Regions from separate parts of the Homo sapiens genome. Here all the other regions are linked to region 2. Evidence: chromatin contacts called from ENCODE Hi-C or POLR2A ChIA-PET data. All regions are on one chromosome and are shown on one strand. The core of a region is the stretch at or near the end of the contact, and the rest is flanking DNA. Distances in the headings are between cores, read along the strand shown. Region 1 holds the start of SFR1 (SWI5 dependent homologous recombination repair protein 1). Region 2 overlaps MXI1 (MAX interactor 1, dimerization protein). Region 3 holds the start of SLK (STE20 like kinase).

Region 1 (2,700 bases), core at 132-2,631, 6.1 Mb after region 2:
AAGCTCCATTTGTTTTATTTCCTTTTTACTTCAGCAAGATCAACACCTTTCCAAAAGTGTTGAGAAGTTTATCCCAGTAATCAAGGAACATTTGTTCAGTAACAAGCACATGCCTGATAGTACTCCAGGTGCTTCAGAATTACAGAGTAAGGAAAAGACCTAGACTCTGCCACTAAAGACCTTCATAATAATATTGCACAGATGCAAACTTTCTCCATCTGGAGTATTGTAATAACCTAATCTGAAACTAACTGAAATGAATTCATTCAAGAGGAAAATATGGAAGGGGGCTGGTGGGTGTCATATATGTCACCTTAGAAGAAAAACAAAATTATTTAATAAAATGTCTACTTATTTATGCTACACATTATGTTAATTAACAACCTTCCGTAGAATTTAAACCACCACTGCCACAATACTTAGAAACACATAATGGATCCACTGGAAGAACAAAGATTTTCATACTTGTTTTCGGGAACTATTTGTATAGGGAGATGATGGATTCGCAGAGGCCTGAGGAGTGCTAGGTAAAACCACAGCTGAGTCTGACGGACTTTCCATCTTGAAAGTGAAATCTTGGTTTTTCTCTAAAAAAGAAAAATTATAAAATAATCGAATTAACCACACCTCTCTATAGTCGACTTTTATCAAATAATATATTGTATTGGTGTACAAAGCATCCACAAGTAAGCCAGATATTTCTTCTAATTTCACTTTGTAATTCATTCTTGCTCTTTTTGCAGTTTTCCATTTACCTTCCCACATAGGGACCACTAAGTTTTTCATGATACATCAACCAGCTAGTATCTCATAGTCACAAGACTCTCCTTGTTTTCGTTTCATCCACCAAAATATATTCAAATTCTGCCTTGGAAGTAGGGAAGAATAACAGCTTTAGATAATCAGGAATTCTTTATTATGACAGCTTCATAATTCAAGAAGCTATAGCCGAAACCTTGACTCAAAAACAATAGGACCTGAATGTCACCCATCCTGAACTCTACAAGCTGTGACTAGAACCCGTTACCCTGCCGGCCCGAGGCATAAGAAACACAGCGGAGACGCATTTAAGCCCGTCTGTAGCCTTTTAGTTTAAGCGGCCAACAGGGACTGAAAAGGAGAGTGGACTGAAATTGCTTCCTCCGACAAAGGCATTAACTTTTGAGGGGTAAACTAGGGGCGGGAGTCGTCCCCTCCTTCCCCCCGTTGCAGAAAGCCCACTAGTTCCCCGGAGACCCCAGGCATAAGGTGAGGTTGAGTTCCCCAGACCCGGAAAGGGAGCTCAACTCGACTCCACAGCCGACTCCCGGGGAAGCCCAGGTGTCAGGGATCCCCCCTTCCCCTCAGCAGGGTACCTCCCTCCGCCATTCCCAGCGAGAGCAAAAAAGCGCGCGCACCTGCGGCCGTAAATCGATCCTGTGGCAGGGGCGGGGCCGTGCGGTAGGCGGAAAAGATGCGCAATTGGCCAGATTGCCTGACGCGCGAGGCGCCGCTTCACTCAGCGACTCAGAGCGGTGGGACTGCGCGCGCGCCTCCGCCAGCGGGTGGTTGGGGCGGGGCTTGGCCCACACGATGGGAGGCCCAGACGCATGATTGGCAGAATTAACCGGTGCGCGCGGCTCTCCCCGCCCAGCGCCCGAGAGCAGCGTGAGTGCGCGCGCGCGCGGCCGCGATCCGCAGCAGGTCTTCGGGGCGGGCGAGGCTGAGCTTCGGAATGTTAAACCAATCCTGAGGGGGGCGCGCTTCCGTTCGCGGCTTCTGTTGCCTTATTTTCAACCGCCTTCCCTTCAGGCTTCCTTGTTTTTGTGCGTCTGTGAAGTGCGCCTGAAAGTGCCTCTCCCCACCCCCGCCAGCCCGCCGCCTCCATTCTCTGGCTCCAGTCAGTCTCCTCTCCCTGCTAGTCACAGTGAAGGCTTTACTCAGACGTGGGGCGGCCAGAAGCCGCACGGCTGGCTGCATGTTAGATTTACAGCTTGTGGACTCCCCAGAGGCAGAGACCACAAAAGAACAGCGTTGGTTGGGTTCCAGCCTATTCCAGCGTGGTGGTTCCAGAGACCACAAAAGAACAGCGTTGGGTTCCAGCGTTGGGGTCCACATTTCAAACATGTTAGAAATCTATCCGAGAGTCCCGGCACTTTAGCTGAGCTCATCGCTAGCTTTTTTGGCTGCCGCAAACTCGGCGGTCCCGTCGCGAGGTTTTTTGTTGTTGTTGTAAACAAAAAACCGTTTCTGTACCTCAGTATGCAGGCTCCTTAGCGTGACCTCAAATCTTTTACTCAAATCTGAGGGAAAATGTAGCCCAAGGAAATTTGTTGTGGCGCAACACAGGAAGCAGAACAATCACTACATGAGATTGTGTCGGTCCAAAATTCACGTTTGAGACCGACAGGGCCCTTGCTGGCTACCGGGCAGCAGCATCCTCAGTCGAGAAAATCCCCCCCCCGCGCCCCGCTTCCAGTATGGCGAGGTTCTGTTGCTACGCGACGACAAAGTTAGCTACATTGGGTGGAGCACTGGGTTTAGTGAAAGAGTTGAGTAACTTCTGAGTCACGTGGAAGTTGGGAATTTCCAGGGGCCAGTGTTTTCAGTCCTCTTATTGAATGGCCATTTTAAACATTGATATCGTCTCTTTACTATTAATAACATCTGACAGTAGTGGCTTAGAAGTGGCCAAAAGGGAGTTACCTGAGTCTTAAGCAG
Region 2 (2,749 bases), core at 180-2,679:
CACTGTGAGCCTAGAGCTCCACCTCCAGAAGGATCCTCCAAGACTTGAATTCCTCCTCCTCAGTCAAGGCTTGGGATAGCCACCTCATCACTGCCACCACCTTCTAGCTCCTCCCTCCTCCCAGCCCCCAAATGTAAAAGATAGTATTTTTCTAAGTATGGCAAATTGAAATTAGCTTCATTTTGAAAGACTATTGAGAATGTTGCAATGACCTTTGCAATAACCGGACACACCCTGGGATCAGTAAACCAGGTTTGAAAATTGCTGACTTTATGAGCACTGGACCTGTGAAACAAATGCCCAGGTTGGGACTCTACCTGGAACCCATTCTCGTATCAGGTAGGAGGGAACACAGCCCAGAAGGACCTGGTTCTGCCTCTGCTGTGTCATCTTGGGCAAGCCAGTGTCCCTCTCTGGGTCTCAGACTCCATGACTGTACAGATGATGGATGCTCTGTGACCTCTGGGGCTCCTTCTGGCCCTGATGCTCTGTGCTAATACCTGCCTCCTTTAAAAACAAAACCTGGACCCAGTGTGGTGGCTCACGCCTGTAATCCTAGCACTTTGGGAGGTCAAGGTGGGCAGATCACAAGGTCAGGAGTTCAAGACCAGCCTAGCCAGCATGGTGAAAACCTGTCTCTACTAAAAATACAAAAATTAGCCAGGCGTGGTGGCAACCACCTGTAGTCCCAGCTACTTGGGAGGCTGAGGCAGGAGAATCACTTGAACCCAGGAGGTGGAGGTTGCAGTGAGCTGAGATTGTGCCAATGCACTCCAGCCTGGGCAACAGAGTGAGACTCCATCTCAAAAAAAAAAAAAAAACAAAAAAAAAAACTGAAGTGGAGCAGAAAGAAAAATGGGAAGGGAGAAGAATGGTTCAGGAGGCCATATTACTATAAAGCTCCCCCATTTCTGCCTGCTGAAAATTGCTTTCCTCATTCTGCAGGAAGACTCCCATTTCTTGCTGGGTTGTTACTTTTTTATTTCTTTTTCTTTCTCTCCTTTAAAAAAAAAAAAAAAAACTCAAAAGCCACAAAACCACAATTCATCTCCCCAAAACAGGACATTTGGAAGCCAGAGCTGTCGGGGGTTAGGTGTGTCAGGCCTGACATACTGGTGGTATCTAAGTGAAGACCAAGCCAGGGCAAGCATGTGCTTCTCCTCCAGAAACCCAGTTTAAATCAATATTTATCCAACTGTATTTATAGAAAGTGGTGGTGGTAGGGAGGAGGGGGTGGGGTAGGGAGGCAGGGGGATCTAAAACAGAACAAGCCACAATGACTGATGCAAATCTTTGTGGCCAATTCGCTTCTGCAGGGCTGGGTTTTTTTTTCAAAAGGCAAAAGACCCGGCTTTTGATGAACCTGCTGTTGGCCCCAGTACCATAGCAACAGCCCCAAGTCCTCTAATATGCCCAGAGGACAGACTTGGGAAAGGCAGCAGGAGGGGGGTGGTGTTTCCTAGGAGCCCTAAACTTGAGTTAAGGCCAGGAGAGTTGAACAACTCTGAAAGACAAAAAAAGAAAAAAAGCCTCTCTGGTTGGCTCTTCTGACTCCAGCCTCACTTCGAAACCTTTTCTAAGCAAGGTGTGTGCAGGAAGACCTTGGACAATAAACAAGGTGTTTCAAATACCAGCTCTGCTTCAGGTTCCTGGGTGACCTTGAGTAAGTCATTTCACTTCTCTGGACTTCATTCCTTGGCTGTGAAATGAGTACATGTGTATATGGTTAAGAGCACAGGCTCTGGAATCAGAGGCCTAAGTTCAAAACTCAGCTCCGCGACTTACTAGCTATATATCCTTTGGGCAAATTACCTGGCATCCCTGCTCCTCAGTTCCCTCCTCCGTAAAAGAGGGTAATAAAATTGCATCCATCAGAAGGTTGTTGTGAAGATCAGGGGAGATAATGAATGCATAGCCCCATACTTGGAATATAGTCAGTGTTCAATAAATTGTAGCCATTATTGATATTATGCCATACAATTAGTTGCTGCTGCTGCACGCCAGCACCCTCTTCATTTTCCTCAGTTTCACCTCTAGACTTTTGCCCAGGCATCTCCAGATGAATCCCCATTTCTGGATGTGTCAGTGGGAGACTGTTTCCATCAGAGATGAGAGATGGATGAGCAGCTACTGTTTTGCCTTGGTAGCTAATGGAGCCTCCTTTTTGCTCCCAAACCAGGAATGGCTCAATTCAACTTCTCTAACTTCCAAGGCCCTGTCCCCTTTCCCTGGATCTCCTTTCCAGGACACACAGTCCTTGGGAGCTCCGTGATTCTGAAAGCCGTAACAATATCCTCAAAAAAGCCTTCTTCTGGTATTTACCAGTCAGCAGAGATCATATTTAAAACTGGAAAAAATAAGTTGAATCTGGGGAACATAATTTGGGATGCAGAGGAAATAGGGCCTGATTTAAGAATGCTCTTCACATAACTCCACTAAAGACAAATACCCTACTCCACCCCCACCATACTTCAACCTACAGAGTTTTCAGAAAGAAGCATCTGCACATAGTAGACATTCAATGTACATTTGAAGAATGTATGAATTCATAAGATTGCTGCCATGCAAAAACGTGACCAGCTTGAACATTAGTTGCCATCAAAGCCCTCGATTTCAGCAGAAGTCACTCTAGTCTCCTTCTTTCTTATTTGTTTCTCAGGGTCACAGCTGTTCACAGGATGCAGTCTCAGCTCTTCAGGTCTGAACTATCATCTTCTTGCAGGGATTGGTCTCACCACCCAAGGGAGTT
Region 3 (2,700 bases), core at 131-2,630, 6.2 Mb after region 2:
CTTAAGCGCTGATACTGACTTCTAGTCAATGCTTACCATAAATATATTTAAAACTAGTACCACATGAAGGTTTTTTGGAAATTTTGTCAGAAATTCCATTCTATTTTATAGTATGCTGTCAAGCAACTAACTCAAGAAGAGACTGCAAGTAGCAATCACTTTGATCCCAACTAGTTCTGTATTAGCTCTAGATACAACCAAATATATATACTGGACCCTAAAAACAGAACTGTTGGAGTACAAGCATGCACGCGAATGCAGTCAGTAGACAAATCCACTGCAAAGTGCAATGAGTTTCTCATTCTAAAATACTTGAAGGGCACAACCAGACCCCTCCTATAAATTAAAGAACACTCTCATTTCCTTTGAAGTTTGAAAGAGTAGACTTTATAACCCTGTCTCCTTTTCCAATCGCTCTTTAAACTCCATCCAGGCCCCATTTTGTTCCACCGTAAACCCGACTTCTTAGCTACTCCTTGGATGATCAGCCAAGTAAAGTTGCATCGAACCGTAACAGTCAAAAGAAGGACAGGATAAGGACCAGGGGAGCAGAAGTCCTCCCGCCACTCCAGGCCAGTGGCTGTTTTACCTTCGCAGTACAACTTCCCGTTTTCCCCCTCTTACCTTGTACACTTTCCCAAAGGCTCCGTCGCCCAGTTCTCCTATAATCTCCCAAAAGTCTTCGGGGTTCAGGTCCCTCTTCACGTGTTCGTACTGCTTCTTCTTCTTCTCGCTCCCCAACTTGAAGATCTTACGGAAATTGAAGAAGGACATTTTTCCTCCCAACACAGAGTTCCTTGCACTTAAGGACTAAAAACAATAAAAGGCAAAGTTTCTCTTCCCTGCTCTCCCGCGCGAGCCCGGCTGGCGGCGGCGGGCGCGGCGTCCCTCGGCCCCCGCAGCTCCGGCCGGGCGGTCCCGGGAGAAGGCGGGGCGGCGACCCGGGCTCCGGCCCGCGGTGGGGGTGCTGCGCGAGCGGCCCCTCCGCCGAGCCCGGCCCGCGAGCCGCGCGGTGGGCGCCTCGCCTCCGGCCCACCCTCCGGGAGCGGCACCTGCCCGCAAGCTCGCTCCCACCCGGCCTGATCCGACGGGTCCGAGCGGTCAGGACTCCCGCGGCGGCGGCTTAGGCCCGTGTCACGGCGAGTCTCCAGGGGCGGCGGCCACTCTGGGAGAGAGAAGCGGCCGGCGGCCTCGGAGGCGGGCAGTCGAGAAGCCGAGCCCTCCCGCCTCGGGCCGCGAGCCTAGGGTCTCCTCCGCCGCCGTCCGCTCCCGCGGCGCAAGGCCCGCGCGTCCCCTCGGGTCTGGGGCGCCGCCGCCGCCGCCTGTCTCCCTCCCCAGCCCACACAGCCTCGGCCTGGAGCGCGCGCCGACGCCGACTCCGTAGCGCGCCCGCGCGCTTTCCCGGCTGCGCGCCCGCCCGGTCACGCGCCCTGCTCACCGCGCGCTCGCGTGGGGGCGTCCCCTCTGGCCCCGCGCACGCGCGCTACGTCCCTCAGACTGGCTGCCCCCGAGGGTTCGCGTGAGCGGAGCACGGGGCTCGGGGTGCGGGGGGCTGGTGTGATGGACGCATTTGTTCTTCGGTCCCTGACGATTGTTTCTCATTTGCCCTCCAAGCCCCAAATCCTGTCAGTCCACGGCCTTGATGGAGCGGCCCCCGTGGGACGACCCTGTTGATTGTGCTAGCGGATGTTGTCTCCATTCTGGATCTGGGAAAAACTGTGGAGTGAAAGCCGGACCTGTTAGGGTTGGGACCTGAAAGCGGACTTTTTCGCTCTCAGACGGGCCCCAGGTACAGTGAGAGGGGAGTTTGTGTGGTGGTTGTGAGCTTGAGCTTTGGAGAGAGAGATCTGTGACCTTGGGCAGGTGACCTCTCCGAGCCTCGGTTTCCTCGCCGTAAAATGAAGATCCTAATAGTCCCTACCAGAAGGTTGTGAATGAGACAATAGATGGAAGCCCTTTGCGCGGCCCCTGCACCCGTAAACGCTCAATCTTAGTTCTTACTCTTGTTGTTTTAAGTGTGCAGGCAAGATAGACACAGATACATAAAAACTGTTTAAGACCACTTCTCTTTTTTTTCTTTCTTTCTTTTTTTTTTTTTTTTTTTTTTTTTGAGACGGAGTCTCGATCTGTCGCCCAGGCTGGAGTGCAGTGGCGCGAACTAGGCTCACCGCAAGCTCCGCCTCCCGGCTTCACGCTATTCTCCTGCCTCAGCCTCCCGAGTAGCTGGGACTACAGGCGCCCGCCACCACGCCCCGCTAATTTTTTTGTATTTTTAGTAGAGACGGGGTTTCACCGTGTTAGCCAGGATGGTCTCGATCTCCTGACCTCGTGATCCGCCCGCCTCGGCCTCCCAAAGTACTGGCGTGAGCCACCGCGCCGGGCCCCCACTTCTCAACTGATGACTGCGACACTCCCTTGAGGGTAAAACTAACTTCTGGCCACCTCCACAACTGTAAACCTGGTGTCACTCTTGGTGACTCCACCTCAGCTAAGGCCCCCACTTCCTGATCTGCCTCCAGCCCCCTTGGGCAGCACTCCCTGGTGGGGCAGTGTGGACGTTGGCTGGAATCCGTCAGGTGGTGACCTACCTTCCCCTCCTCCACCAGACGGGAGCTCTTTCAGGCCAGTGGTTTGTTGTTCATCAAGATATCCAAGTACCCGGCAACATTCCTGGCATATAATAGGAAGGCAGATCTGGTG

The links. Hi-C counts contacts between places; a loop is a spot of excess contacts on that map. ChIA-PET counts read pairs that join two places held with the same protein, here RNA polymerase II (POLR2A). Pooled maps may share reads with other maps.
Region 1: a loop to region 2 is called in a map of naive thymus-derived CD4-positive, alpha-beta T cell, with 21 times the contacts of the local background. The contact joins the promoter of SFR1 here to the enhancer-like site in region 2. A Hi-C loop is called at or near these places in 2 of 168 maps with a recorded cell type or tissue (both naive thymus-derived CD4-positive, alpha-beta T cell), 1 of 37 single-sample maps with no recorded cell type and 11 of 50 pooled maps. POLR2A ChIA-PET finds 5 or more read pairs at or near these places in 1 of 52 experiments (naive thymus-derived CD4-positive, alpha-beta T cell).
Region 3: a loop to region 2 is called in a pooled map, with 5 times the contacts of the local background. The contact joins the promoter of SLK here to the enhancer-like site in region 2. A Hi-C loop is called at or near these places in 2 of 168 maps with a recorded cell type or tissue (B cell and naive thymus-derived CD4-positive, alpha-beta T cell) and 7 of 50 pooled maps. POLR2A ChIA-PET finds 5 or more read pairs at or near these places in 3 of 52 experiments (B cell, activated CD4-positive, alpha-beta T cell and activated naive CD4-positive, alpha-beta T cell).

What each region holds. Positions count from the first base shown.
Region 1 is chr10:104,120,852-104,123,551 of GRCh38, reverse strand. SFR1 (SWI5 dependent homologous recombination repair protein 1) reads right to left here and starts at 1,381. Exons shown (of 4, transcript NM_001002759.2): 1 at 1,356-1,381; 2 at 466-587. The coding sequence starts at 1,368. RefSeq lists a silencer at 1,386-1,615 and enhancers at 1,856-1,905, 1,300-1,963, 2,536-2,635, 2,119-2,700.
Region 2 is chr10:110,213,116-110,215,864 of GRCh38, reverse strand. The region is part of intron 1 of MXI1 (MAX interactor 1, dimerization protein); the gene reads right to left. It overlaps LOC105378480 (a long non-coding RNA gene), which reads left to right. Exons shown (of 2, transcript XR_946315.4): 2 at 1-2,749. Among named protein-coding and RNA genes, the nearest start is that of MXI1, 6.9 kb to the right of the region's middle. RefSeq lists a silencer at 1,221-1,270. Within about 2 kb of position 1,429, at least 4 of the 41 ENCODE cell types and tissues checked have a DNase peak (open chromatin) inside an H3K27ac peak, as active enhancers do.
Region 3 is chr10:103,965,820-103,968,519 of GRCh38, reverse strand. SLK (STE20 like kinase) reads right to left here and starts at 1,380. Exons shown (of 19, transcript NM_014720.4): 1 at 625-1,380. The coding sequence starts at 774. LOC102724351 (a long non-coding RNA gene) reads left to right here and starts at 1,475. Exons shown (of 5, transcript XR_007062282.1): 1 at 1,475-2,700. RefSeq lists silencers at 859-958, 969-1,018, 1,059-1,518.